Linked DNA regions of Mus musculus: region 1 is linked to region 2. The links are chromatin loops, found by intact Hi-C in ENCODE. Cell type or tissue: gastrocnemius. All regions are shown on one strand. Each heading gives the region's core, and the rest is flanking DNA. Links, peaks and the distances in the headings are about the cores only.

What was found. Peaks named below come from ENCODE experiments on the same cell type or tissue, not always from the same donor. Only the 100,000 strongest peaks of a DNase experiment are listed, where the experiment ranks them.
Region 1: it touches region 2 in a loop (3-fold over the local background); 6 of 42 quality-filtered maps call a loop at or near these places.

Annotation. Positions count from the first base shown.
Region 1 is chr19:42,648,810-42,664,622 of GRCm38, forward strand. No RefSeq gene overlaps it. Among named protein-coding and RNA genes, the nearest start is that of Gm25216, 43 kb to the right of the region's middle. In gastrocnemius, for the core only: CTCF peaks have their summits at 4,477 and 6,433 (motif pointing left); DNase peaks (open chromatin) are centred at 3,799, 4,984, 6,418 and 9,220; H3K27ac peaks cover 1,655 bases.
Region 2 is chr19:42,774,281-42,789,507 of GRCm38, forward strand. It overlaps Hps1 (HPS1, biogenesis of lysosomal organelles complex 3 subunit 1), which reads right to left and starts at 5,698. Exons shown (of 20, transcript NM_019424.3): 1 at 5,634-5,698; 2 at 4,274-4,366; 3 at 3,842-4,003. The coding sequence starts at 3,958. Gm16244 (a long non-coding RNA gene) reads left to right here and starts at 4,752. Exons shown (of 2, transcript XR_386720.3): 1 at 4,752-5,063; 2 at 5,160-7,294. It overlaps Hpse2 (heparanase 2), which reads right to left. Exons shown (of 12, transcript NM_001081257.2): 12 at 14,315-14,832. The coding sequence ends at 14,667. In gastrocnemius, for the core only: CTCF peaks have their summits at 2,698 (motif pointing left) and 3,713 (motif pointing left); DNase peaks (open chromatin) are centred at 2,701, 3,732, 5,454 and 5,672; H3K4me3 peaks cover 1,219 bases; H3K27ac peaks cover 1,517 bases.

The DNA of each region.
Region 1 (15,813 bases), core at 3,072-11,071, 120 kb before region 2:
AGATGCCAGTACCATGAGATGACCACCAAGAGCAGCAGCAGCAGTGGAGTACAGGCATCTGGAGCCTAGAGGATGACACATGTGCTACAAAGGGCCTGGCTGGAGAAGTGACCCAAGCCCTTGGAGGAGCCCAGAAGATCGTGAGTTGGATCCCAGACATTGGACGGTTAGAGATTGACTTTTGCTTTTGATTGTGACTGTGCCCTGATATTTTCCCTCTTGAAGGAAGAAACTGTTTTAGTGGAGCCCACAGTTAAGAGACTTTTAATTGTAAAAAGACTTTGGATTTTAAAAGAGATGGATATTTTAAAGAGATTGAAATTTTAAGCATATGTAAAGACTGTGGGACTTTTAAAGTTATTTAGAATGGGGATGAATAAGATTGTAAGGGTTGAGGCTTACTAGTGATGTGTTTGTGTGTCAAGTTGACAAGGGGTCAATTGTACTGGCTAGCTTTGTGTCAACTTGACACAGCTGGAGTTATCACAGAGAAAGGAGCTTCAGTTGAGGAAATGCCTCCATGAGATCCAACTGTAAGGCATTTTCTCAATTAGTGATCAAGGGGGAAAGGCCCCTTGTGGGTGGGACCATCTCAGGGCTGGTAGTCTTAGTTCTATAAGAGAGCAGGCTGAGCAAGCCAGGTGAGGCAAGCCAGTAAAGAACATCCCTCCATGGCCTCTGCATCAGCTCCTGCTTCCTGACCTGCTTGAGTTCCAGTCCTGGCTTCCTTGGTGATGAACAGCAGTATGGAAGTGTAAGCCGAATAAACCCTTTCCTCCCCAACTTGTTTCTTGGTCCTGAGGTTTGTGCAGGAATAGAAACCCTGACTAAGACAACAAGGTAAAATAAACATGGACATCAGCTGAAGATGAGTTCTCCTTCTTCATGGCTTTACTTCAACAGCTGCATCCCCAGGAGCCTTCCCACCTACCTCCTGCCTCAGCTGGCCAGGCATGGTCGGTCCCTCTGCAAGCTGCAGCTTCTCCTGTCTTTCTGAGATGCTTCAGTCACGTCAGGGCAGGGCTCCTGTGTCCGTGGAATTTCTGAGCATGTCTGGACTCATCTAGATGTCCTTGCAAATGAAAGAAACTCCAACTGAATCTGCTTAACTAGTGAGGATGAAAAGGTGGCTCCAGCAGCTCAGGAGGTGAGAAGCATTCAAGGGCTGGGCAAGGAAATTCCCCCTTCCCTCCTCCTGTTCTCCCGTCCTCCCGCCCTCCCCTCCTTCCATCTTACCTTCCTCCCCTCCTCCCTTCTCCCCTATCATTCCCTTCTTGTCTCCCCCTTCTCCTCTTCTTCCCCCATCACCCCACATTCAGGCTCTTCTTGTTCTGTTGAAATGCTATTCTCTTTCTCTGAAGACTTTGCTGTGCATAGTGGCCTATGAGCACTGCCAGACCCAGGCTTCCTGCATCACTGGCTACTACCCATGAACTGTCCTCAGCTAGACTGTCTGGTGGCACTGTTTTGGTCACTCCAGACCTTTGACCAGCCCCTGTGAGTAGGAAGGGACCGACTAACAACCCCTTGGTTACTATCCTTTGTCTGAGGCACATGTAACACATATGTAGAAAGGAGAGAATGGGTTGCTAAAAGAGAGACACGGAAAAAGATGCTGGGAAGTTTGAAATGATAGAAGTTTACCAGGATCTTATAATTGCTTCTATTTAAAGTGTCTACACATAAACCACACCACTATTTATGATTCTATTATTGAGTCAAAGTGAGCGTATATGTGCATAGTGGTTTTAAAGATGAAGCAGGGCTACAAGGATGGCACAGCAGTTAAGAGCTTTTGTTGCTCTTGCAGAGGACCAGATTTTGGTTTTTAGCATCAAAATCAAGGCGATCACAACTGCCTTTAGCTCCAGCTCCAGGACTTCTGATGCCCTCTTCTGGACTCCTTGGTCATCTACCCTTGTTTGCACACACACACACACACACACACACACACACGTGTGCATGCACATGCACATGAACATTGGTGCATGCATATATACATGCATGCACAAGAGTATACACACACACACACACACAAATAAAACAAATCTTTTTTAAACGTAGGAAGCCCACCCAGTTCAGAGAGGTAAAGCGACTTGTCTCAGCCACTCAGTAAGTGGCTGGTTCAGAACTCAAATGGTTCAGAACCCGTCCCATTATCCCTGTTAAGAGATGATCCATTCCTAGATGTAAACTGATAACTTGATGTGTTATTCTGCTTTGGAACTGTATCAGTCAGGACAGCGTTGGTTAGGACACAGTGACAAACAGCTCTCAAATCTCGGTGGCTTAAAGCTATCGTTTCCTTTCTTGCTCTATGAACATGGCCATTACAGGTCAGCAAGAAAGCTGTGCTCACCGCAGCAGCTCACAGAGATGAGTGGATGGCATAGCTATCATTTCAAGTGTTGCCAACCACTGTCTATCCTAGTCAGGGTTTCTATTGCTATGGTGTAACACCATAATCAAAAGCAAGTTGGGGAGGAGAGGGCTCATTTGGCTTACACTTCCACCTCAGAGTCCATCACTGAAGAAAGCCAGGATAGGAACTCAAGCAGGACAGGCACCTGGAGGGAGGAGCTGATGCAGAGGTTATAGAGGAGTGCTGCCCACCAACTTGCTCATCTTGGCTTGCTCAGACTGCTTTCTTATAGGACCCAGGGTCACCAGCCCAGAGATGGCACAACTCACAATGGTCCAGGTCCTCCCCCATCAATCACTAATTAAGACATGCCCTACAGTCAGATGTTATAGAGGCATCCTCTCTATTGAGCATTCATCCTTTCAAATGACTCTAGCTTGTGGCAAATTGACACACAACTAGCCAGAGCACTGTCAGAGTTACAATAGGAACTATCAAGAGTCTAGGAACTTTCACTGGCAACTTTTAGGCCAGGTTGGCTACTGAGCCTCAGCTAAGCAGGGGGCCCCAAAGAATGTAAATATGCCCTGGGACCTATAATGATTAAAGCCAGGAAGCTTTAAAGAAATGCTAATGAATTAAAAATAATTTTGTATATAAAGTGTTTTTAATACAATAATTTTATTTTATATCAGAGTGTTATTAAAAAGTATATTATAAAGTTTATTTTCATCCTTTCTTATATTTATAATGTATGAAGAGGAATTTGGGCATTTTCCTCATTAAGTGTATGATAAATGTTGTTTACTTTACTCTAAGTTAATTATGAAAAGAGGTGATTTGTTGACAAATCTAATTTGATATGTTTTATTTGAGGAACAAAAGTATTTTAAAATGCAGATTGTAATTATAAGTTACAGCATTAAAAAAAAAAAACGAACTCTGCTTCCAAAACCTGATTTAAAGCTATTGAAAGTTTTGTGTTCTGAAAAATTACCTCATCTTTTTTTAAAATGTAAAGCATTTTCTTCTATTGAATGTTGAGATTAAAAGAAACGCTTGAAACTGCCATTTGCCGGCACGGCTTAAAAACATTAGGGGCTAGCTCATCTTTATCCCTAATAAACAACAACAAAAAAGCTAAATTGGCTCTAATTGCCTCTGTATTTTCCCTTTTTAGCACTGGGTTATGGAGTGCTGGGGAAAAATCTAGAATTATTCTGTGTTTTATGTTCCTCGTGAACCTGATATTGTATCCGGCGCCAGTGTTCCTTATGTTTCTTGTCTTAAGCCAATGGTCCATAGTAGATGTAAATTAAACTGAGTATGACTAAGTGCAGGAAGACTTTAACACTGCATGCTGGTGAAATCCACGGGTGTTTCTCCTTCAGCTGAGCCGTGAGCCAGTGGGCAAGAGACCAAGGAGTCTCACTGCCAGCTTGACCAGGTCTTCCACACAACCGTGGGCAAGTATGTAGGGATGCCAGCTGCACACTCCTGTACCTGCATGTCTTTTTGTCTGAAGCGGTAACCTCTTCGCTCCTGACTTCAAAAGAGATGGAAACCATTGTCATGGCCTTGAAGCATGGGGCCCCTTGCAGAGTGCAAGCACACTGTGGGGAAATGTCCCCAGTAGCCCACCAGAGCCTGGTACACATTTGAGATATGATTATCTTTGTGGGTTGCAGCTTCCTGTCTCCAGCCTAGGGTATTTTATAAACACTTGACTGTGTGCTGGCAGGGCATAATCTTATTTGCATAATATTGGAGGGGTAAAAAGCTAAATAATTTTCAAAAGGAGGAAAAACCAATCAGCCCTTTTTGAGTATATTCTGCTTCCTGGGTTAGTCAATTGCATTTCCCAGGCTTAGGTTATGTCTATACAACCCAGGGTTGGGGTGTGAGGGGGTGGGGGAGCTCTGATGGTCAGAAGGACCAGGCAGCTGGAAAGGAAGGCAGACGTCCCTTAGCCAGCATGTGAACTCCCAGGCCCTCCCTGCCACAAGGAGCAGAGATAATGAAGATGGAACAAGTTCAGGGAAGGGCGACCGAAGCCATGCAGGAGACATGACTTACGGGAGAGAGTTTAATTGGTTTAGCCTAAAAAGCCCATTACGCTCTCTAGTGGACATGAAAAGGCTATAAATATCTGCAAGGTGACAACAAGGGAGAGAGGCTGAGATCCATCTGGCTGGGCAGGACCTTTGAGACTGACTCAGAGGGATCAAAGACTCCGCTAAGGGTTGAAGCCCACTTCAGGGCTTTTGTGAAGTCAAATCCCTCTGTCCTGAAAATACACTCACCAGCTCTGTCATAGAGAATGGACCCACAGGGTAGCATCTAGCTGAAGTGAAGGACCTGGCTCAGACTCTTCTTGCCCCCCGCCCCCAGAAGCTTAGCCAACTTGCTAACCATCCATCTTTGTCAAGGCTTAGCTAGAAATCTCCATGGGGTGGAGGCAGGTCCCTGGGGTCTCAATCAGTTCTAATACCCACCTCCCCAGCCCCCCTGTGAAGAGTGGCCATGTTCAAGATGGAGTTGGATAGAGAAACACACACATAACAAGGTGGTGGGCAGCCTCCCACCACGGGGTCATGGGACAGATAGGATTTTGAAGGACCTGCCCAGTCACGCCTCAGAAGAGCTGGACTCACTAAATCCTCAGCTGAAGCTGGCGGACAGCTGCAGCCTTCAGGGCAGGAGCTGGAGACAGGGTGGAGGACCCCATGTGCATGTGCAGTCAGAGAAAGCTGGACAGTGTGGGATTCATCTCCACCAGCGAACAAGCAGGTCTTTGTGATGCAGCGGCAGAAGACAGAATAGGAGTCGAAGCTTCCGGGCTGGGTGGCCTCTGGTATTCCTCAAGATGGAGACTGTGGGAGTGGGAAAACTGGTCCAGGAGACAGTTGCTGCTCTTGTTTTCTTGTATTTGTTCCACTGGGGTAGGGCTGCCCAACCCCACTGTCTAGAAAGGAGACTAAGCCCAGCACTGAGCACTTGGGCTTAAAAGCAGCTCAGTGAGGCCATTTTACAGATGGAGCAGATGCTTCTAGAGGTAAACTGTCTGCTTTGAGGACTTCTCCTCTTGCAGAAGCTGAGTCTCAGAAGGGTACCACATGGTTCTCAGACTGAGGGGCTGACCTGTAACTGAGCAGAGAATCTTACCCAGAGGGCCAAGGGGCAGCCCCTGGGGAGCCCATTGCTTCTCTAAAGATGTATTCAAAAGGTGCGTGGGCATTTTTAATTGGTTCTTGTCTCTCTACCATCCCAGCTCTCTGTTGGGAGGGTGAGCCAGGGCCAATTGCATCCATGAAGAAGATGAGGAAAGGGCTGAGGGTTATGGGGATGCCACTCACAAGAAGCTAGTGGTCCCCAGGTTACACCAGGTCATAAACACAGCATCCATTGACCATGGTGAGAAAATCTCAGCTGTGTCTCAACTGTGCTAGGGTCTGAAAAGTTTGAAGGGGGAGTCCTCTAGCACTTTGGGTCTGTCCTTGAGTGTATGAGTGTGTGTGTGTGTGTGTGTGTGTGTGTGTGTGTGTGTGTGTACCCGTGACACACCTCTCTTGGTCTCCAGACTTGCTTCATCCTGGGGATGTAGCTTGCTTTGATTTCTTAAGGTCGAGCTGGGGCTGTGGGAGTTCCTAGTAGGGCTGCCTGTACCTGGAGTCCATTCTTATTTGGGTGGGGTAAGGATTCTCAAGTGACTTGGGAAAGTGATGGACAGGAAACAGATGGGCAGAGAGCTGTTGGGCAGCAGCAGCAGAGAGGCCCAGGAAGCCCCGTGTATCTGGGCAGGTATCACTGGTGCTTTGGGGACACATTACTGCCTCTCTCCTTTTGTATGTTCACCACTGAACCCAGATTTGCCCACCAGTCAGTGAACTAAATCTCACGCTTTCAGGAGGTGGATCAGCTGGGAGTCCCATGAACAGGTCAGTTCTTTTGGGATCTGTCCATCAGTGTGGTATTCCATCCTCTTCCTCTCTTCCCTCCCCTTCTCACCTCTCAGCCCAGCCCTTGGCAAGCTGCTTCAGCTGGCCCATTACCAGCACTCTCCTGCCCTCTTATGGCCACCCTGGAATCAGCCTCTGATCAGAGCCTTTCCCCAGGCCTGAAGGTGCAGCAGCCTAGGGAAGTGGGCTTGGTCCTGAACTTGGTGTGTCTAGGGCCCTGGGAGAGAGACAGAAGGCTTGATTCTACCCTGAGCCAGGGGGCTCCTTCCCCAGAGACCACCTAGTTGGCCACCCTTGGATTCTCTCTCCATTCGGGAACAAAGACAGTCCCTCAAACCAGTCCCCTGCTCAGAAACTCAGCTCTTTTTTTCCTTCTCAAACATTGTTTAACCTTTTGCTCCCTTCTTCATGCTCTGTTTCAGCTTCTGGGCTCCGGTCCCCATATCTCTGCTCCATTTCTCTGAAGGGCTGGCCCAGAGGGAGCACTCTTTCTAATCATGGATCCACCCACATCTCATGGATGCCAGAAACATGGCAGGCGGTTTTAAAGTCATCTCAAGTCCCATTGCCCACCTCTAGACTCCTCAGCAGCAGTCATGGTACTGCCAGAATTCTGTCTTTGGCTTTCTTGTATGGGGGTTTAGTCCTATTCTGCAGCGGTGGCATCTTTGAGCTGATGCAGTAACTGCGCATCACTCATTAGATGCGTTGGAGGTTCTCAGCCGGTATATGGCCGTCCAAATGCCGTTTCACAACAACTCTGTGTTTGCCTCTCTCACAGCTTCATTGATCATCATTTCTCCGGGACAGCGGGTATGTTGGGAAAGAATTTACATGAAACACCATTTTGTACTTTAAACACAGGAGGTGCACATAGTTAGGTGCCCCCCTCTGAGAATGGTTTGGGGTGCACAGACTTTCTGTCCCCTTTCTTATCTTTGAAGGGGGGTTTCCTGGGCATCTTTATCTTCCTGACCACAATCCCTCATTTTCTGGAAGAGCATATTAGCTCTGTTCTCTGAGTTGGGGCAGAAATAGGGCCCTACCATGTCTAGGACTGGATCAATTTCTGTATGCAGTAGGCCCTCACAGGTAAAACTGAATGAGTAAGTTGCTGTGTAGGGGAGATGAAGTGGACCTAGACTGGAAGGGCTAATTTCAGAATTACCCAGCACATGGGGCAATTTGGGGTCCTGACCAGCTCCTGCTCTGGAATACTCTGGAGGCTTAGGAAGCAGTTGTCCTGGGCAGGTGTTTGTTATAAGCACAGGGATGGAGAGGCACCGTTGCCACCGTCCAGGACTCAGGATGGGCCTGACTCTGTCTCTGCCTCTGTCCACTGTCGCTTTGCTAGAGGAGCACATCTCTGAGGAAATGACCATGGGAGTCTCCCAGTGGAGGCTTCCCTAGAGCTGTGCTCCCAGCCATGCTCCCCGCTGTGTGTCTGACACACAGATATGAAGAAAGCCATGTAGTGCCTGAAGAGCCCTACACTGGCAATCTGGGCTCCACTTCCCATCCCAGCTCCGCAGTTTCTGAGCTGTACGACTTTGAAGAGATCACTCCTTGTCTCTGACCGACTCTTTTCTGGTGACAAAATGAAGATGCCTGAAATTCACTCCACCAGGACCAGACACAGAGCACAGGGTCAGCCAGTATTGACCAGAAAGTCTAAATGGTTCCTCCTCTCCTTCCATGACAATTTCCTGGCTCACCTTCATTTCAAAATAGTAACTTGACCTTGAAAGCTGCTCTCTTTTCTTTCTCTGCCTCTCTTGGTCACTCTTTCTTTCCAAGTGAGGTCTCTGGGTCTTAGCATCCATCCTTCATTACAAAGTGAGGCTGTTACACAACTCACAGGGCTGTGTGAAGACAGGAATGATGTATAGCACCTGGTGTCAGGCTCACACACAGAGCACGCTCAATGGAGGCCATTTCGGTTCAAAGGAGAGGGACCGTACCCTGGTCATAGGACTGGACTAGAAATGAGCCGAATCTCCAGGTAGGTGGTCACGTTCTAGCTATCCCTTGAGGGATGCTAAGACTGAATGAGCAGAATTAGAGAAAAACTTTATTATGTAGAGTGACCAAGGCCCTGTGGGGTTGCTGTGAGAGCTTACCTGGTGCCTGGCATCTAACTGGTAGACTTCTTATCTAAATCTCCCAGGTTTTCTTGGCCAGCATGTACCCCTTTCACATGATCTGTTGGTGACATACACCCTCCATTTTGTGTGTAGTGGCTCTTTGTGCCTGCTTCATGTCATGCAATAGGAGAGGACCACTGGCCAATCCTCAACAAGGCAGGCAGTGTATCAGGATCCAGAGAGGCTCCAGGATCTGTCCCATAACCTCTCTTACTGATCACCTCCCGGGGCCTGGGAATGATGGATGTAGGGCCCAAGGTCACACACTCCTTGCCAGAATCATGCTGCCCACAGTGCAAGAAGGGCCTGCTAGGTGCTCCTAGGTCCCTGTCAGCTCTTGTTCAGGTTTGTGTCTCCCTCTGGGTGGGGTGCATAGAAGAGACACACAAGTGAACTACTATTCAAACTGAGGCACTTCGGAGAGCAAAATGAGTTGTGTTTCTAAATACATGGGGCAACCGGTTTGAGCAAGCCAGATTGGTTCCCTGTATTCTAAGTCGTGGCTGAAGACTGCAGATCTGGGGCAGGGCTCAGCTGCGGGCTCTTGCAGACCCTTCCCAAGCCCTCCCTCCCTTTGCCTTTTGTGCTCCCAGGTTGAGCACAGCTGTAGGAGCAACAGCAACTCCACACAGAAAGCAGTGCTTCATTCACTCTGCCCGTCACAGGCAGTCAAGCTGCAGACTCTGAAAATATGAGCCCCTCCCACAAGGAGTCAACGTGACATATCAGATGTTCAGGCACATCCCTGGGCTTCTGCCAAGAAATGACACTGTCAGCTCTCTCTGAATGGCAGGCTGGTAAGTGATCTGTAGAGCTCTGCCACCTTCTGCAGTTCCCTTGCTCTGTCTGACATTCTCAAGAATGTCTCATTTCACAGACAAGGAAACTGAGGCCCAAATCCCACATCTATCAGGTGGCTGATACAGGTCTTCTTCATCGGATTCCTCCAGCATCCACCCGTTTTTGCCAGCCAGAGCCTTGGTCTGCAGTCAGAGCCTCGTGCTGAGACCAGAGCGGGACTTAGGTATGAGGACTGGGAGTTATTTGCTGAAACCTCAGGGTAAGTAAGAGACACGCTGTGGTTTTGACTCAGTGCAAACACCTTAAGGAGAGGCCTCTCTACACTGGGCCAGCACTGTAGGAGATGCTTACCTCCAGCCAATGGAGCCAATGTTCTGGAATCTTCCTTGGCGTTCACAATGATAGGTTGGTAAAGCTTTCTAGTTTCTTTTATTTTCTACATTCTCCAGGCTTTTAGGTTCAACTTGTCTCTGTTACTTGCCCAGTGTTTCAGAAGCGTAACAATGTATCAAGGAAAGGGATTGATGCTGAGGAAGCCCCTACTGTGTGTCTAACAAGCCCCTACTGTGTGTCTAACACGCTCCCTCCTTAAATCCTCCATGTGAGCCTAGCAGATAACAGAATCCAGGATCCAGAGGAGGCACAGAGTCTGGGATGTGTCCAGGGCCACACATCCAGGAAGGAGAACCAAGGTCTTGGGCTGAGTGTGACTGGTGGCTTTTCTCTGACCTGTTAGTATGAAGATCACAGGGAACATTTCTCAGGAGCCAGCAACACGGCTCAGCATGGGTGCTTTCTGTGCAAGGCTGGCTGGCTACCTTGGATCCCTGCAACCCAGATAAAGGTAATAGGAGAAAAGGCAGACTCTCCCAGCTGCCCCGAGGCCTCCACATGTGTGCTATGGGAGTGCATCCCTGTGCCCACGTCAATAATAAATGAAACAAAGCAAAACAAAAATGAAGCCAGTGACAGCTTGGGCTGGAATTTAAGCCACAATTAATTGAGCCAAAGGTAGAAACTGTCCCTAGACATGAGGGACCCTTGGGGACATTAAAATGTGCTTCTTGAATGTCAAGGATAAAGTTCTTCTAAGCTGCCGACAAATATCCATGAAAGGAATTTTAGCATTAAATAAAGTTCGACGAGTTTTTATCGATACCTTCTTAGAGCCATGTATGTGTGGGGTGGGGAAGGCCAGTAGGTAGTCCTGGCAACCTCACACTACTGAGGTAGAAGTTGTCAAGCATAACTGAGAGGCAGGGCTTCCAGAAACTTCTCTTAGAGCTCACTGACATTATTTTTAAAGGTTCTAAGAAGAATACTGGCTCAACTTTTTTCAGTCCAGACTTTTCTGAATTTTGCAATGGTCCCTCCTCTACTGCCCTCTTGCCCCTGGGGAATGTTTGCAAACATCTTTGGAATAGTCTAGGGGAGCCCCATCGGCCTGCAGGCAGCTCCACGGTGGGGGCCTGGGCTGTCAAAGCCGAAGGACACGCCCCTTTCTTTGTTCAACAGACCATGGGGCTCTGCTGCGAGGACTACAGAAGCTTCTCTTTGCTCTCTTGGTCAGAAAAGATGTTAGCTCCAGCTAGGATCTAGCTTAAAACGGGTGTCCTTCCAAATTGGGGGATTACTCAAACCTCTCAGCCTTTGAGCTAGAGGGATCCCTCGGGTCAGCAAACAAGTGTTCAGGCACGTGAGTGCCGCGTGGCTTTCGGAACACATGCAGGAGCGGGTTCCAGCAGGAGACTGATGCAGCCTGAATTGTAATCAGAGGAACACACTGGAAAACAACAGATTCGGGCCCTTTGCCTCTGGGCCGGCTTGGCAGCGTGGTGCACAGGACTCTGCTTGCCTCTGTGCTGAGCTCACCCTGCCAAGAGCCAGACTTTGTCCGAACATCCATGTGCGGGCTGAAGAGGGGAATCTGTTGACAGGACCCAGCTTCCAAGCCTGGACCTCGTGGCCATAGCTCTTCTCCAAAGTGACACGTAGCCAGGGCTGTTTACCCAGCAGAGTCAGTGCTTGGAGGCCACTTAGCTTGCCAGTGCTGTGGTAAGACGGAAATGCCTACATGGGCGTGGTGACATTTGTTTCTAGGTTGGAAAATAGCCTGGCAGTGTTCTTTGATGTCCCATGGTCCTGGACTGGCTTCAGGCCTGTCACCAGGCTTTCTGAGCCACCAGCTCTTCTGTGAGACATGCCCCCCCCCCCCCTGAGCTTAGCCTTCAGATTGGGTCATCAAGAATCTGTGGGAATCTCTGCATACCTTACCAAGTAGTCACTGTTTCTAGTCTGTCCTGAGTCACATGCATTTAAATGTCCCAGTAACGCCATGAGGGGGGAGTCCAAGGGTGCTCCTCATGTTATGTTGGGAAACTGAGCCCCAGAGAGGTGGAACTGGCTTCCAGGATTTCTGGGGTGGAGCTGGCATCTCTGCTTAGGTCTGATCTACAGAGGCCCGGCCCCAGTCACTTCATCTCTGCTTCAGAAATGGCCTCCCTCCGAGGGCCTGTTGGCGCGCTAGGGTCTCCCAGTTTCTCCTTAGGATCTTTTCTGCCAGGTGCTCCAGAGAAAGATGTGGGGAGGAGAAGTGGCCTTCTCTCTCTGGCTTGGAGGCCGCTGTCCCCTCGCTTGGGGTATCATAGAGTAGGGGCACAGAGGCTTGGAAAGGACAATTATCGAACTCACTTTGTCCTCCCAGAAGCTATGAGGGGAACAACCAAATATCTCATTTCATAGTTAGGAAACTGAGGTACAGAGAAGAATGTATGACGTTATATACTGACAAGCATCAGAGGTGAGGCCTAAACTCACAGTGGCTGGCTCTGGACATACCTGATGTACATTATGCTGTATTTTAGGTCTCAGAGGGCTGAAGATGGAAGATGTGGCCCTTTAATATGGTTCCTCGTGTTGTGGTGACCCCCCCCAACCATAAAATTATTTCTGTTGCTACTTCATAACTGTAATTTTACTACCGTGACGAATTGCAACGTAAATATCTATGTTTTCTGGTGGTCTTAGGTGACCCCCGTGAAACAGTCCATTGATCCTGAGGGGACTGAGACCCACAGGTTGAGAACCACCGCTGTAGAAGAAGCAATAAGCCCTCCCTACTCATACTATGGGAAGCCGAGTTCTATATCTACCTTTTCCTCTGCATCCAGGCCCAAGGGCAAGGTGTAAGAAGAGGAAATATTTAACTTTTTGTGTTACTCTGACCAAAAACCTGTCAAGAGGCAACCTAAGGGAGAAAGAAATTACTTTGGCTCACAGTTGTAAGGATACAGACCCAGTGCGGTGGGGAAGGCAGCTGGTCCCATTACACCACCCGCCAGGAAGCAGCTGACAGGAAGTGAGGGCAAGGCTATCAAAAATGTAAGGCTCACGGCAGCCCCTAATACTTCCTCTATCAAGACTCCACCTGAAGTGTTTCCACCATCTTCCAAAACAGCAGAGCTTGCAGGAAACCAGGTGTTCAAACACATGAGACTGTGGGGGAGATTCCACATTCAAACCACAAGGGGGAGTGTGCTGATGGGTGGTAGGGAAAAGGCACCCATTTATCTACTGGTTCCTTGGGCGCATTGCACCTGCAGTGTGTCTCACACTGTGATTGGCACAGAGGAATTTGGCTTTCATTGGACTGAACTTGAGTTTTTATCTCCATCGGAAGCCAGTTACGAAACTTCCGGGCGTCAGTGTCCTTCCCTCCCCAGGGAAGCTGGTGGCAGCACAGTTTCTGAGCTATAAGGAGGCCTCCGTGAAGTTAAAGACACTGGGGACTTAGAATAGTGCACGCCTGTGTAAGAGCTGAACAAGTGGTGGCTGTCAGTGCTATTATTACCTCTGTCCTTGGGAGCTCACTGTCTGGTGGGGCCCAGACATTAAAAGGAAGTAGATAATTTCCTGATGACTTGGGCCAGGAAGTGAGGCGGCATTGCTCAGAGCAGTGAGGTTAGAATTCCTGCCTCCTTGCTCTCTCTGAAGTGTCTTGAGGTCAGTCCTGCACTTCATCCTGAGGCTGAGGCCAGCTTCAAGTGCTCCTTCTGCACTGGCCCAGGGGGGTGCTGGTGCCCAGATTGGGTGTCTATGTCACTTTGCCTGTTCTCGTCTTCTAAACGTTTGGGGGCAAAGCTTCTGGGGTGGAGGGAGCAGCCAAGACAGCTTCACAGCTCAGCACAGACAGAAGCCCACCGGTGAGATGGGAAAGCCAAATGGCCAAAGAAATATATAGGAGCAAGTTTAATGGCGTGGTGACAAGCCACTCCGTAAAGCGATTGCACGCTGGCAGGTGATAAGCATTTTAGAAGCAATGAGACAGAAAAGGATTACTTGGGGCATGCTGGGGATCCTCCCTCCCAGCCTAGAATTCCTCCAGGGAGTTCTCAGCCAGCCGTGTAGATAGGGAGGGGGTCACTCCCCTGCGGCGGGCCCCAATTCTCAAGCATCTCCGACTTTATCGTAGGCTCCGGTGGCTTCAGCCACTCTCAACCTCAGTTAAACCCGTGCTTTTCTTACCTCCTCACTCTCGTTATAGAAAAACAAATGATTTGATTTTTAGCTCTAGACTGTCAACTTCGTACCTCAAAGTTCATCTCCGGGAGCTGTGTTTCCATGATATTTTTAATAACTGAAATATCATCCTGGAGCAAATCATGGCGTGTCAAGAAAGCCACCACCCTTCTGGGAAGAAGAGTGTGTTGGACGTGGGGGAGATGGGGCTAAAGCTGGAGGTGACTCAGGGCTGTTGGCTGTTGGGGATATTCTTGGGGTACTACTTATAGAGTCCAGTCAGGATCTGGACCCGGCAGCAATGCTGAGCTGAGACAATGGTGGGGAATCAGAGCGAGGAAGAGGAGGGCTAGAGCCGAGCTAGTTCCCTGCAGAGGGAGGCTGAGATCACTCGGGCGGTCTTGTCTTGCTGGGATAGTAGATTGAATGGTAGAATCCCAAAAGCTCTGTCCACACTGTAACCCCAGGAAACCATGAATGTGGCCCTATTTGAAAAGGGGGTCTCGAAGGTGTGATTGGGCTCCAAATCATTACGGTGGAGAGGAGAGAAGACCACAAGAGGAAGAGGAGCTTGGTGGGTTTTTGCTCTTGAAGCCAGGGAGTGCACAGAGCTGCAGGAAGCCAAGAGGAGGAAGGCTCGTCTCCCGTGGAGGAGGCTCACACGCACGATTGTGGTGTTTGGGACCTCTGGCCAGCAGAATGATGCGTGCATACATTTCTGTGGTTTTGAATCCCTGAGTTTGGGGGTGGCTTAGTATGGCAACCCTAGAAATCAAATGCAGACCCAAGTCTGAAAACCTGGGACCAGGCGCTGATCCCAGGAAGATGGCATAGCTCCTGAGTAGAGAGGTCTCTGGTGGCAGTGGGTCCAGAGTGGGCTGCTGTGGGACAGACAGAAGGACAAGAGTCCAGAGAGTTTCATCTCTGTCCTCGTGCAGCCAGAGCACAGGCCAAAGAGACTCCCCTGAGTGATTAGGTAAGCCCGGGCGTGGGTAGCCCTTCCCTTCAGCCCTTCCTCATCCTTCCGGTTATGATTTCGAGAACAGACTTTCACAGGTGACTTAAGGATGGATGGGAACACACAGCGGAGGGTCAGCAGCCAGCTCACACTGGAGCTGGGTACTTTAATCTATGTCCCCAGAAGATACAAGTTTTAGGGCTGCCTTGGTGACTCTGGAGGAACTTCCCAAGACCATGAGGCACTCTGAAAACAGAGAGCAGTGCCTGAAGCTGGAAGGGCTTTCTGAATCGCCAAGGTCTGGGTTCCTCCTCTCAGTCATCTCACCCCTGATCCATGCTTTCCCCTACGCGCTGGTACACACAGGCAGCCTTAGACTGCAACAGCCCAAACCGTCAAGCTGCAAAAGCGTGCTAAGCAGGCTCACTCGCAGCCAGGCTCTGCCGGCAGCTTCTCTTTCCTACGACATGTGTGTTTGTGGTCGTGATATTATATTGCACGCATTAACATAGTCATATTTTTTGCTAGTAAAATTCTTCCTGGCTCATATAATGGAATTAAATATATCAGTATTTCATGGTGTTCCGCAAAAAGCCCCATAACTTCCAGGTGCTCAGCCACATGGACAAGTTTGAGAACCACTGATCTATAATGAAGGGTGAGATCACTGAACACAGAAGCAAGCAGAATGTTTGAAAAAAAAAGCCCATTTGTCGTGAATCCATCCTCCTTGTAGGGTGTAACTGCGTGTGCATCTGATGAATGCAGGTTATTCGAATTTTTCAGAAAGTGTCTGGGAAGCTAGAAGGATGGCTCAGTTGATAAAGTGCCCATTGTGCAAACAGGAGAATCTGAATTTGGATGCCTAGCACCCACACAAAAAAGTCTAGTGAGGCCAGACTTCATCCCCTGGTGTGATGGTTTGCATATGCTTGGCCCAGGGAGTGGCACTATTAGGAGGTGTAGCCTTGTTGGAGTAGGTGTGTCATTGTGGGCGTGGGCTTTAAGACCCTCATCCATGCTGCCTGGAAGTTAGTCGTCTATCTGCTTTTGGAACAAGAGGTAGAACTC
Region 2 (15,227 bases), core at 1-8,000:
TTCTATTATTTCCTTTAAAATATTCTATTGTTTTCTTTAACTGTCATATATTATATTGAAAGTCATTTTAAAAACTCTAGACTAAGTGCAGTGACTTACCCTACAGTGAAATAAAAGCAGTAACTTTTTCAATTGAGAATCTTTTGTGACTAATTTTTTCAATACAAATAAAGAAATATTCTTATATATCAATTGGTAAAATGATAAAGTGCTGAAATGATTTTGAATGGCTTTCAACTCATTTTTATTTCTATAAATAATTATATCAAATAATTGGGCAAAAGGATGAAATTCAAGCACAAATAAATATTCCCAATGACAGCTAACTAGGATATATGTTTGTGTGTGCATGCACACATATATGTATATAAATACACATACATAGCTATCTATGTATACAGAAATCATTCAATGCAAATACATTTATTCAAATGTTTGGACATAATGGTACCATTAGGAACTACACCTTTGTGTTCATTTAACAAAATGCAAAAATGATTTGATATAATGAAATGAAAAAAAAATCTAGAAATGAAACATAAATGTGGTCTAACCCCATCATGTAAAAGGTAAAGCCCCAAAGCAGATTTGTTCAAGAGCTAATAGCACTAGGTGGTGGCATTATGAGGTTCTTACAAACTACTGTGTGTTCTCAGGTTCCCCACAAGAACTCCTGTTACTCAGCGGAAACTAAGTGTGACATGCACACATCAGAACTCGGGGACTTCGCTCCTTATGCTAGCTATTTAGGAACTGAAAACACAGGATTTTATTCCTGTACCAAGTTTTTTTTTTTTTGTCTAGTTTTTTAAGACAAGGTTTCTCTGTGTAGCCCTGGCTGTCCTGGAACTCACTCTGTAGACCAGGCTAGCCTCAAACTCAGAAATCCACCTGCCGATGCCTCCCAAGTGCTGGGATTAAAGGCGTGCACCACCACTGCCTGGCCCTGTACCAGGTTTTAATTAGACAAAAGAACTGAAATATTTCTTATAGGTTCTTAAAGATTAGATGTGCTGGTTTTTAAAGATGAAAGAGCTAAAGAGACGGCCTGGTTTTTACTTTAGAAAATCACCTGAATATCCACAACCCCCTGAGTCAGTCTTGTTTCCTCTTAACAACGGACAAGGGCATCACTATACTGATGTTGATGCTGATGCTGATGCTGATGGTGATGCTGATGGTGATGTGGACATGGGGAGGGGAGTGAGTCCAGCCAGGCACCTGCCTTATTCTTGGCTCTGGGGGAGCAGCTAGATTTGTGTGTACCAGGAAATGCAAGAATGTTTTGATCACTGCAGTTCTAATAAAAAAGTTTAACCCGGGCTGGAGAGATGGCTCAGTGGTTAAGAGCACTGACTGCTTTTCTAGAGGTCCTGAGTTCAATTCCCAGCAACCACATTGTAGCTCACAACCATCTGTAATAGGATCTGATGCCCTCTTCTGGTGTGTCTGAAGACAGCTACTGTGTACCCATATGCATTAAATGAATGAATGAATGAATGAATACATCTTAAAAAAAAAGTTTAACCCAAAATTAACCCTGGAAAAATGCTATTAAAAAAATAAATGATTCCTGTGAAATGCACAATGGGAGTTATCTAAGAGAAGACGGCAGCCATTTCTGAGCGATACTAAATACACTGGATGTCCACATACAGAATAGCTTCCGGCCATACGCTACACTACATTCAAGGTAAAGGCTCATTAGGTTCAATATGAAATCTAAACCTAAATCTGGCATGGAGGTGTGTGCCTGTAATTCCAGTACTTGGGAGGTGGAGGCAGGAGGATTGCAAGTTAGAGGCTGGCCTGAGCTACCTAGTAAAATCTTGTTTGAATAGCAATAGGGGCTGGAGGTGGCTCGGTAACTAAAGATGCCTGCTGCCAAGGCTCACGGTCTCAGTGTGATCCCCATGACAGCAGAAGGAAAAGCAAGGCGTCCTCTGACCGCCACACATGGGCTGTGGCATGTGCACACGGGTGTGCATGCACGCACGTAAACAAAAACTCAACAATAATGAAGACAACAAAACTCCCCAACCAAACCAAACCCCAAGCTAAACCAACTCCGGGAGAAGATCTGCGGAAAACTCCTTGCAATTTTAGGTTAGACAGAGATTTCTTAGCTATGTCGCCGAAAGCCCAACCTGTAATTGCCAAATTGGAAAACTGCGCTATCAGAACTATATACGCGTGCTCTCTGCAGGCACCCTCAAGAGCATGCGCAGACAAGCCGCAATCTGGGAGGAAATATTTGCAACGGAGATCTAATAAAAGACATGTCTGAGCTGTGTAAGAAACTCTAAAAATTCAATAAGGATCACTTGAGAGAACTGATCTAATATAGGGAACAGATACAGCAAAGTAGCACACGAGAGGCCGCCCAGAGTCACTAGTCACTGAAGGATGAAAAATACAACTCGAGATTTTAGCTGACATCTATTAAACTGGCTAAAATAAAAAAGGATGTATATTAAGTATCAACGAGGAACTGGAAAGCGACTGGTGGGGCGTAAAATGGTGGATACCTCTTCTGTGGAGAGTTTGGGGGGTCTCTTAAGAAGTACAGGGACTGGAGAGATGGCTCAGTGGTTAAAAACATTTGCTGTTCTCCCAGAGGATCTGGGTTCTAGTCCCAGTAACCACATGACAACTCACAATTTTTGGTAACTTCAATTCTAAGTGATATAATGCCCCCTTCTGGCCTCAGTGGGCATTGCATGCACATGGTATGTAGATACACTGTTAAGACCTGAGGTTAACCTATAAGGCCACCCACCCCAGGACCAGGTAACTTCCTGGAATGCTGGGAGTTGAAGTTCTCTGAAAATAACTACGCTCTAAGGGAAAATATGGTGGCTGTATGGGTTTCTCCTTATAAGCCCCTGCAACATGTGTCTTAGGGCCACTCAGCTGGGAACTCCAGGGGACAGTCCTGACCAAAGCCCATCCCAGTCAGTATTTAATTAAAGCTTGCTTCAAATTCGGCTCAAAATGGTGGGACTGGTTTTTCTCCTGCAAATCTCAGGATTAACAAACCACGAAAGAAAAACATCCATACGCACAAAACAAAACAACAACAAACACCCACAGAGTCCAAACTCACACAAAGATGTGTATGTTCACAGCCAACATATGTCTATGGTAACCAAAACCTAAAACCAAGTCAAACGTCCACCAAGAAGGAAACGAAGAAACAGATTACAGCCTATAGATATGAGAGAACTGGTTGACTGATAGGCGCTAATTGGGACAGATGAAGACATGGCAAAGAGTCACGCTGAGGTAAAAGAGCCAGCCCAAGCCAACCACAACACAAAATGTACCCACACTGCTGTGTATGATTGTTCTAGATAGGTCTACATAACAGACTCACCGGACAGCAATGGCTCACTGACTCTTAGGGAGAAAAGAAGTGAAAGAGGGGTTAAAGCCTTTGGGGGTGGCAGACAGTTCACTGACTATGATGGAATCACAGATATAGATATATCGGACTATATAATTTAAATGTGAACAGATAACAGTTGGTCTAGTTATACTTAATAGAGTTGTTAAAAATTAATCATTATGGGTACGCCAAGCTTTTCAGATGGAGAACCTGACATCAAGTCTCCCTCTTGTGAGGCTAAAATTTACCCCCTTCCCCAATCACTGGCCCAGACAGTGAGATAGGAAATCACAGTACTCAAGACATCAAAAGGCTGCCCCCTGTTGGCCAGGCACAGGCCCTGCGGACTCCTCCTGCCTGCCTGGAAGAGGCACTGGGACCTCCTGGCCTCGGGTGGCTCTGTGGCTCCTCTACCAACCCCACCTCCACCAGGACGGCCTGTTCTGTAATTACCTCCTCTTCCTCATCCTCTGACTGCTGGAGCTTCAGCCGGAGGCTCTCAGCAAACTCCTCATCTGTCCAGTAGAAGAGGACCTCTGCGCCCTCGGTGGCCACCAACACGCACTTCATCTTCCAGGGAAAAGCGAGGGCAAAGGTCACATCCGTGAGTTCAGCCTGGGTAAGGAGATGGGCTTCAAAACAATGGACACTCACGGAACCCTCGTCTGCATGCCTGCCATCACCCAGTCCTTCTGGGGTTCCTGTCTTTGGTTCCCCCAATGAAGTAGTGACATGGGGGGTGGGGGCAGGGCTGGAGAGGGGGAGGGGGAAGAAATGTACAAAGAGGTGCATGTGGCAGTTCAGTTCGCTCCTCTCATTCTGCTCTTCAAGTGGGTGCTGCCCACCTCTCCACCCTCCATCCTCCAGGAGAGGAGCATGGTTTACCTTGGCAAAGCACACAGCAGGGCTTCTGAGGAGCTAGATACTCTGACCAGGTCAGCAGACAACAGCAGCACAGCATCCTTGGGCCTGCAAATGCTTAAGGCAGAAAAGGCATGAAGGCATTCAGAGGGTCTGGTTTCCACTGCCGCCTGTTCCTGAGAGTGGACAACCTGGACACGGGCTGAGAAGTCACAGGTTCCCCCATTTTAAGGACCACAAGCTAGAAGGTGTCCTTTATGTGGAGCAAGCGTTGATGACACATTAGCTCCTACCTCCTCTGCAACTGGACAGTTTATATTTGGGTCACTCATTCACACACAGGTGGGGTCAGCAATCCCACCCTGAGCAGCCCCAGGGAGCGGTGAGCAGGGATGGGTTACTACACAACCCATCGCAAGCTGGCAGGAGGTCCCAGTGAAAAGCTGCATTCGGGTTTGGTTCTGGTTGGGCTTTCCTAAGGTCCCATTCAACTCAGAGATTCAAACTCCTCTTGGGAGGCCAGGGAACAGAGCGCTGTTGCACCTTCCTACCGGGTTACGGGGTTCCTACCAGCCAGGTCGCAACCTCAGCCCAGTAGGCTCATCTTAAGGACAAGAACGGTGGGTAGGTGTTATTCTTATTTCCCGGCTTCAAATAACAAGAGAAATAAGCTGCCTCTGGAATCCTCCCATTTTGATAACAGGCAAGAAGAATCTAAGGCGGAGGAGGAAGGTTTGATCCTGGGGATTTTGAAAGCAATGAAACTCTGAGCCTGGCTGCACCATTCTCGGGCTTGCCTTGATGGTAACTTCCGGTAAGCACCCGCATACTTTTCGGTGGGTATCTGGTTTTACGGTTGCGGCTAACCTCATTTTCTGATCTTTGTTCTCTTTATATTTTGCTCTAAAAGGAGGAAACTTTGAAGAGAAGGGCGATTCTGAGAAAAATCCCCTGCACCCACTTTTACCACCCGGGTCACAGTTCTCTCATTGTCCCTAGCAAACTGTCCCCGTGGCCTCTGTCCCGCCTAACACAGCTCAGTTGGGGGGTGGGTGCGAGGGGTGGGGACTATAGCCTGTGATGCTCCAGCAGGAGCAGCTGGCCTAGGAGGGAGTCTCTCCCTGCGCCGCTTAGCACCGCCTCACTGCGTGGCTCCGCCCAATAGCTGCTTAGCACTCTTTCAACGACACCCAGAAATTCTGACGTACCCTCCCCCTCTCCTCCCGGGGACGAAGGCCTGGCTTGTGACGCCCGCTCCAAAAGGCATGAGACTGATGCGGGTTTCCCCGGGTGCCCGGGCCTCTCCAAACTGGGAGAGCTTGCCGGAGGTGCCCACCGAGGGGCGACCCAGGACTGCGCTTGGTCACCCACGATGCCCACGTACCGGATCCGCGGCTCGCACCGCCCAGCGTGTAGCCAGCCTGCGGCGCGCTTCCGGGTAGGACACGTGACTCAGCCACATGACCGGGGCCTGCTTTGTGGGTTCGAGCCCCGCCCCGTCAGGCATTGCTCACCCTTCAGGCTACTGTGCTTGCTGGTCACCCGCCGCTAGGGAGCCGTGCCACGTTCACCCTGGCATAAGTAGGTATCTCACTGCCTTTAGAGGCACCAGCTGAGCCGGTGACATTTCTAGAGTCTCTTTTGCTTGATTTAGCTAAAGGGATTCCCCACAGATTTACAGAAGGGGCAACTGAGAACCCCGAGGGAACCCCCTTGCTGAAGAAGGAACAAATGGAACCAGAACCCAGGTTTCCTTGCACCTTCACCTGGCCCTTCCCAGCCTTTCGTTTTCTTGCCGAATCTAGTTGTAGGTGAAAGGTACCCTTTTTGTGGGTGCTTTCCCTTACTTACCTCCAGGGGGCGGAACCCGTGTGTCTTAGTCAGGGTTTCTATTCCTGCACAAACATCATGACCAAGAAGCAGTTTGGGGAGGAAAGGGTTTATTCGGCTTACACTTCCATACTGTTGTTCATCACCAAAGGAAGTCAGGACTGGAACTCGAGCAGGTCAGGAAGCAGGAGCTGATGCAGAAGCCATGGAGGGATGTTCTTTACTGGCTTGCTCAGCCTGCTCTCTTATAGAACCCAAGACCACCAGCCCAGAGATGGTCCCACCCACAAGGGGCTTTTCCCCCTTGATCACTAATTGAGGAAATGCCTTACAGCTGGATCTCATGGAGGCATTTCCTCAACTGAAGCTCCTTTCTCTGTGATAACCCCAGCTGTGTCGAGTTGACACAAAACCAGCCAGTACACCATGCAGAAGAGCCCAGCTACCTTTGGGCTCCTTGATTTACAAAGGTTCCCAGTCTGACTGAGGGCTGCATACACATTAGGGCTTTTGTCTTGAACCTGCGAGTGATTGCATACTATCAAGATTTTTATGTGTATTTGGAGGGGCAGAAAGAGTGAAGAAGGCCAATGGAGTCCACAGAAGAGGTTGGGCGCCTACCACAGGTCCTCATTGGGTACCTTGGTGCTTCTGAGAAACTTTGTGTACGACCCAGCATGAGCACTCCGCACCCACTAGGCAGAGGCCAAGAGCCAGTGCTGCGGCCACTCTAGCTACCTAAGGTACAATTAAACAACATCGCAAACGCCTGCGCCTGCGCCTTCGCCACCACCCTGCTCAGCCAGGCTCCACAGTACAGCCACAAGCATCAGTCTCCTGGAGTCCTGAATCTGCCGACACTATCCTGACTTCGGTCGGTCATTTCCCCCTTGTTTCAAACAGTTTGTAAGCCTGAATAACTGTTACCCGTGAACAATTTATAACTAATCTAGTCCATGTTACCTGATGCTAGTGACTTGTGTCTTGCAGATGACTAAAGAATGGCGCCGATCATCTCTTCATGTGGTTTTTCTCTTCATTTGTGTAGCTTTAAAATTTTTTTTGCTTTCAAATAAACATTTATTCATATCTTCTACCCCTTTTATTATTATTATTATTAATCTATTTTTAGCCATTGACTTATTATTGGATTGTAAGATTTCTTTATGTTGTAGATATGTTTTAAGTTAGATATATATTAAAAATACCATTATTTGATCTGTCTCTGTGTGTGTGTGTGTGTGTGTGTGTGTGTGTATGTTTAAGTGTGGCCCATGAGTACATGAGGAGTTTACTACTTTTTGGTCAGGCTAGCTGCCAGCAAACTCTAGAGTTACCTCCTGTCCCGGCCCAGTCATGAACACCTAACCTAAAGTCCTCATTTTATAGATGAGGACTCTGAGGGACGGAGAGTCTGGACAATTTCTCTTCTGAAGTGATCAAAATGGGTCTGGTAGTGCTGCCGTGGCCTGTGGATGTGGCTTAGCTTCTGCACCTTCAGTGGCCCAACTGCCCACCTTGCAGTTTGCTCTGTAACTCATTCCTCTGAACGGAAACTTTCTCTTTTGGTGGGAGGAGGAGCCTCTGAGGCTCGGGCTCACGAGAAAAGCCTTGGAGACTCAGTAGATTATAGGATTCTCGTGGTCCCTCCCCACGGTCATGAAAGCTAGGGAGAGGAGACTCTGGTGGAGCCAGGGAGGCAGCTTTCATGACTTGTCCTCTATGCTGGGTTGGGTATTGTGTGGTGCAGCTGCTCTTGAGTAGCCCGTGCTCCTGGAAGTCACCTCAGTGAATGTGTTCAGTCATTAAGCTAGACCTTGAGGGAGTCATTTTTTTTTTTTCTGGTCTATCGTTGATGCCCTGTCTTGGCGGAGTAGACTTTGCACACATCCTTCCAGGAATGTGGGAAGCCACATGTGCTGTTGCAGAGTGGCGCTGGCTACTGCTGGCCACCACGCATAAGTTTGGACAAACAACCAATGTGTACATACGCAGTAAAGCTTTTTGTCAAGTCACTGCCTGGCGCGGGCATGTTAATGAGTTACTGAGAATATAACCAATCAGATGTGAGACATGCAAATGAGGTATGTTAATGAGGTTCTGTGAGGTACTGAGAGAGAGTAGTCAATCAGATGAGGAACATACAAATGAGGCATAGTGCATAACCAATCTGGGTGTGAGACACGCCTCTCCTAGGCCTATATAAGCAGCACCAGTTCTGGGCTCAGGGTCTCTTCGCCTCTGCAATCAAGCTCTCCCAATAAACGTGTGCAGAAGGATCCTGTTGCAGCGTCGTTCTTGATGGTTGAGTCGGGCACACGCAAGACAGGAAAAGTCACACACTATCTGGGTTTTCAAATTGTTCTTCACATGTCCAGTAGAGGACGCAGTATCTAGTACTATTAATGTTCACTAGTTCACTAGGAATGGACTAATTCAGGTTGTTCTTTGATTAAAATGAGCCAAGAACTTGATTGTCAGGACTTGAGGAGTGGGGCAGGTGAAGGAGAAAGCTCGGGTAGGGCACTGTGTAACAGGCTCTGTAGACTTTGGAATCACCATAGAAACCGTAATCATCATCCAATAGCAAACCCGTGATGGGGTCTCATGCCATCCATTGCTTCCCAGGTGTAGTGGCTATTCCTGGTTGTCAACTTGACAATATTTGGAATGAACTACAATCCGGAATTGGAAGGCTCACCAGTGACCCTTATCTGGAGGCTTGGAGATCCTTATCTGGATCTTGGTTTGAAGATCTTGAGCCATAGTGGCTATGGATTCCAGAAGATTGAATCTCCGAGTTTAAGGAACACACCTTTAATCTGGGCTACGCCTTTCATCTGGGATTAAAGGTGTGGTGGAACACACCTTTAATCTGGGCTACACCTTCTGCTGGAGACAATATAAGGACATTGGAAGAAGGAAGTCTAGCTCTTGCTCTTGCTCCTTCGCCTGCTTGCTGCGTGAGACTGAGTAACTGCTAGATCCTTGGACTTCCATTCACAGCTGCGACTGAATCATTGTTGGGAATTGGGCTGCCGACTGTAAGTCATCAATAAATTCCTTTACTATCTAGAGACTATCCATAAGTTCTGTGACTCTAGAGAACCCTGACTAATACACCAGGCAAGGGCTTCATTTTCTAGAGCCCAGTTCTAGATGGGTCTGTGGACCGAGTGGAAGGGATTTTATTGGGGTGCAGGCCAGGGCCCTCACTATTCTCACTTGATCCCACATGCTCTCTCTCCTTTGTTAGTCAGCCCCTCTGGTACCCATAGCAGCCCTGAAAGAAGGTGCTGAGGAAGGCAGTGGATCCCCGTCAGTCTAGACAGGAGTGACTTGTGTGGGACACAGCCTTTGCCCCTTTCACATCCCCACCGACTGATATGTAATATAATATGTAATATTAATATATAATATGTAATATTAATAACCCCAGCTTCCGTAACCAAGATGCCCAGGATATCTAACTTGAATTATGAGAGACAATTTCTACTTCAGTTGTCTGAGGCAAGGCTTGTTGAGAGCAGGAAGACAGCGTCATGAAATCAAAGGACCTGGTGTGTGTTAGGTGTGTGTTAGGTGTGTGTTAGGTGTGTGTTAGGTGTGTGTTAGGTGTGTGTTAGGTGTGTGTTAGTGTTCAAGTCTCAGTGCTCAGACTTAGGTCCAGGAGTGGTGTGGAAAACTGTTGCCTCCCCCCCCCCCCCCCAACAAAACACCCTGACCACGGAAAGTTAAAGTAGTCATATTTTATTTCTTACAAAACATTACCTTAAAGTAAAGAACTACCTCATGGACTCGAACTCCCTGCAATCGCCAGGTTTGCAAAAGCCTCAGTCTCCTGTGTGTTCTGGATGCCTTTAACGCCTGTTAGAATCCCTGTAGACACAGCCTTCCCTGAAAGGTCTCCTGTACTCATCTCACTGGCTGCCAGATGAATAAAGTCAAGGCTTCTTTCTATTTCTTCTGAAATGATAATTTATTACATAACATTTACAAGTTGGACCTAGGGTGTTTTCCTGAATAATAATTAGAAGAGTAACGTTCCTGACTTGGGTTGTCAGAAGGACTCCTTTCCTGCAGCAGGCTAGCGGGGGGCCATGGTAGGAATTAATGAGCCAGTCAAATGGAAACTTCTCAGCTCCTCCCAAATGCTCCCAGCTCTCACAGGGGCTGCTCTGGAGTTTTGCATGTGGTATCACCCCTGGGGTGCTGCTATCCCCTTTACAGTTCAGTGTGGGCAGATGAAGAGACTTCCATACCTGGGTGGGGGAGGGAGGGAGGGACATGGTGCCTACAGAAGTGCTGGCTGGCTCTGCCATTTACCTCCAAATGATGCAGAACATATCAACCATCACCATCAAAGGTGGGGGTTGGGGGGCTGGAGATAAGTGGGAATGGCTCTTAGCCTGTCCTACAGAGAAACCCAGAGAAGCAGACCAGGAAGGTCACTGCGTGTCATGGTGAGCCTGGACTGCAGAGGCTTGTCTTCCTCACTGCTGCCTCACTTCCATCTTCCTCACTTCCATCAGAGCTGCTCCTGGGCTGCTTTAAACCTGAGGTCAACACTCTCCTGGCAGGTCAGGCAAGCGGGTGAGACATGGGATGGGCACAGGGGTTGAGAAAGCTATTGGTGGGCAACAGAGCTGAGGAAATGGGGTGGGGGGAGGCTGTTGTCTCCCTCCTCCTGGTGACAGTGGAGTCTAACTACTGATGAGAAGGAGGACATCCCCACAAAGAGATGGCGGTCCTTCACTCTAAAAGTTCCAGCTGCTTGGGCCTTATACTAGGATAGCTCATCTTGGCATTGCCTCTGTCTGGGATACTTCTCAGTCTCTTCTTTTCAGGGGCTGGAGGCTGAGAAATGAGCACAGACAATTCTAAAATTGAACCCGTACTCTGTCTCAGAAGAGCAGATTTCCTTGGGCTCCCTCTTGGGGACAGTGGCTGACAGAAGGGAGGAGCCACCAGCAGGGTGCAGTAGTGCTGGGACTGCAGGGAGAGCTCTTCCTTCCTGGCCTTCTTGGGCACATCACTATCATGCTGGGTAGCTCTGCTTGCACCTCAAAACAGTGAAGTCTTTCTGTTGCTTCTGCTATGACCATTATGGGAATCTACCTGGTTTGCCTTTCCTTCTGCAAAAATTAAGCGTTGACCTTTTGTTTTTGGAAGAGAAGGCACTCTGCATGGATTTGCAAGGCGCAGCCTCAGAGTCCTTTGTGCATGCTGGACACCCATGTGGAGCACACTGGAAGATGCTGGTCTGGCCCAGAATATGCTGGCTGCAGATGCTCAGGGGTTAACACCCCAGCACCCCAGCGTTCACCCTTGGTGCTGGAAGTGGGTGGAGGACCTTCAGGCAGAATTATCTTTATCCTACATGAGAGTACAGGGCTTTGAGCCCACGCCCTCTGGGGGCTTACAGGATTCCCCGGGAAGGGCAGAACTACAGAAGGAGCCCAGGAGAGAGAAGACTGCAGGAGGAATCCTGGTTTTGGGAGCCCCAGGTCTTTAGTCTCACAGTTGCTTGAGTCTGATATTTTCAAGCCTTTCTCCAGCCAGAGATAATGCTAATATCCCACAGAGGCAGCTTTCCGAAGCGCATTAGAAAAATGGGGACTTTCTCTCCCAATAACAAAGAGAATTTATTCTGAGGCTTTGTGATAAGAAATGAGAAAGAAAATCATTCCTAGAGGCAAGGGGAGCGGAAAAGCAGCTCAACAAAAGGCACAGACTTCTCATTACGAGTGATTACTCTTTCAGTGCGCATATCCACAAGCCCATTCTTTGGTTTAAAATGAAGGGCTCTTAAGTCTCTCATGATCTCTGCTGTATCTGGCTTGATGAAGGAAAACTGACCCAGAGAGGCCGCTGGGGGAGGACTGCTTTACTCTCCCCAGCTGCCTCGCTGTTTACTGCAGACTGTCTTTGGGTAGAGTCCCCAGAAAGAGCAGCATCACTGTTCCTCCCACCTCTCTCCCAGGGCATCAAGACAGAAGCCCCGTGACAAAGTTGCTGCACAGTTGTGATGTTCCGGTGAGTGTCTCGGTGCCCTCTGAGAAATGCAAGCAGGTCTTCCTGGAGATAGTTGTGAAGACAGAGCTGCGGGGCTCTGAAGACAAATCTCATTGCTTCCCTCCTCCCCCTTTGTTAGCTCAAAAACAAACAGAACTTCCACCTCTTGGGTGCAGCATTTAATTCACAGAAAAAAGACAAAGGCGGCAAAAAATGACCTACATTCTGGGAGGCTTAGTGAAGAATTAACGCCTATTTACAGAAAATGTGTTTGGGTGGGGCTCTGGAAGTCTTGGCTATACCGAACAAGCAGTCCACCAGGTGAGGGGCAAGTCGGTGACAGGAAAAGCCGCTGTGCTTGGTGACTAAGTAGGTTCTGGATGATTCTTCAAACCAACCCATTTCACTGTGTGATGCTGGGCAGCCTAGCGACCGTCCCATGCCTCACAAGTGCTTGGGATAACAACAGTAACTTTATTATGCGGCTTCTATATATGTAAAGCAAACTAGCCTGGGGCCTGGCATTAAGGGCCTCTGATCACCTTGCTGTTATCAGCGGCCCTGCAGCTGCCCCCAGACAAGTACTTAGAAGAGATTCTGATACATGTTCAAGGAAAAAAAAAAACAAAAAAAACCCAAAAAACAAATAACAAAAAAACCCAAAAAACAACAACCCATCTGTCTCCTTTCCCATCCTCCCACATTCTTCCTGACTTTGGTCCACCTGTTTGTCTTTTCTCTTCCTTCTTCCCTCCTTCCCTTCCTCCCTCCCCTCCGACCTCCAGTGCTATGCTGGGCTTCCATGGAAGGTGCCTGAGAAGGGAAGCTCCCTGGGAGCCTCTCTGGGTGAGCAGTCTCATGGGCCACCCTTCCAGATGCTGCTGGGTCCAGCCTGTCTTCAGTCCTCTGCCCTTGCATGCCCTAGTGTATCTGCTGTGTGATGCTCATTCTGTACTGAAAATAAGCACCCCAAAGTCCAATCCCACTGTCTTCCTTATAGGGAGAATCAGATGGGTGGCTCCCCTCTACCAAATCCCCAGCTCTCCAAGCTGAAAGTCTTGGGCACCTTGCGGTCTAACCTTCCTCTTGTCTCTCACTTTGCAAACAGGACTAAGCCCTTATTCTTCAGGCATCTTAGGCACACCTCTGCTGCTCCCCCAGGCCTGTCTATTCACACCAAAACAGTGTCCCTGACTTATCTGGTACCCAGGAGAGTCAAGGGTCCTCTTTCTCCTTGAAGGCAGCATCATTCACGTTGTTTTTTTCCTGAGGTCAGCCATGTCCACAGAAAGTCCGTGTGACTGCAACTTGCTTCCAAAGACTCCCATACCCTGTTGCCAAATAAAGGTCCCAGGCGTGGGCTTTAAGTCCCTCTCCTGCCTGCCCAACTCAGAAGCCCTCCACATAGCATTCATCTGTTTTGCTATCAGACCAGTTTCCCATCCTTCCTTAATAGAGCCAACAGAAGACTTTGCACCATGCGTAAGCACACCCACCTGGGGTAGGGTGGAACTGGTCACCTTCAAGCTTTCTCCCTAAAATGCACTAAGACTCGGCTACTTGGGAAGAGACAGAAAAGTTCGACTGTCTGCAGTGACTTCATTGATACTTTCTTCTTCTAAATGGTTTTTGGTCAACCAGACAACTAAGGCCTTCTTACTGTTTTGAGTCTTTGAAATCCTTTCAGTTTGAGGGCAAGGTCTAAATTGCTTTGTTGGATTGGTGTGTGTGTGTGTGTGTGTGTGTGTGTGTGCTCGCGCACACTTGGGTTTGATGTTTCCGTGTGCTTTTTCTTTGTACTACAACTCCCTCCCTCCCAGCAGCATAAAGAATGATGATTTCTTCTTGTGGAGCCTAATACATTGCTCTCCACTCAGTGAATATTGTTACCTGACCCCCATTCTGAGCTGGAGGGAATCTAGATCCCCAGAGGAATAGAACTTTAGAGTATGACTGTCATTCTACTTGCGAAGCACCCGTTCCCAGAGGACCAGCAGTGATGGATGCCACTGTCAGAAACCCAGATGCACGCACTCATACATCAGCCAGGAAATTATATAAACAGCTCACCCAGCAGGCCAGAGCTGACTCACCCATTAGCTCCCTATGGGAAGAGAGGTGTCAGGAAACCCGAGGCAGCAGCAGGAAACAGACAAAGGAGGAGTTACAAGAGGATTAGAGTTGCACCCCCATCTCTTCCTCCCCCATCCTCTGCTGATGGCAGCAGCCATAGGCTAGGGCCTGGGCTTTACAGTTAGTTACATTGCTGTGTGGTCAGGACCGCAGGCAGCTGGTTTGCAAACACTGCTCTGGAAGCTTGCTGTCAGCTGTCCATGCGTAAACAGACACACCAGAGGATGTCTACCTTTTCCTTACGGACAGATGCCACCTACCTAGACTAAGCTCACACTATGACGGTTAGACTCCCTTTGGAGAGTCTATGTTGCTCCCAGCAGCATGGGAGTAGAGGCTGGTTGCTAAAGAAGGTGTCTGAGGAATAAGGACGCTACGTGTGTGGAAGAGCAGAGAGCAGTCCAGCAGGCCCACCAGTAGCTCAGGAACAGAGGGTGACTTATCGATAACGGCAGGCCAAAGCATTGACATTCTTGACCACATAAAAGCCCATGGTGACTGGAGGGATGACCAATGTCCGGCCGGCCCGCAGCGGGCGGGGCTTCAGTTCTGGAAGGGTCCCGTCGTCCACCATCACTAAGGGCTGGCCATTGAGCTGCACTGACCTACAGCAGGGGAAAGAGGGGATTCATTATCATATACTTGCATGCTGAGGTAAGAGAACTGACACGCAACTTGTTTAGAATTATTCTGAAATGACAAAGACAAACCGATAGCTCCAATGTTTCAAGTTTAAGAATGAGTTTCATATTTGATACATAATAGATGTTTGCACTGTAGCAGTAACAAGAAAGCCGGTGGTGGCAATGTGGACACGTGTGACCTCACTCACATCTCCTGGTTCTTTTTATTCTTTCTGTGTAACTAGACATTTTCAGCTCATAGAAAGGGGACTGCATCCACAGCAAACTTTGAAAAGACAAATAGCTCATGTTAGACTGAAGGAAATGGCAGCCATCTTTGGCTTAAGGTACGGAATCCCACAGCTTCTCATCTCTTC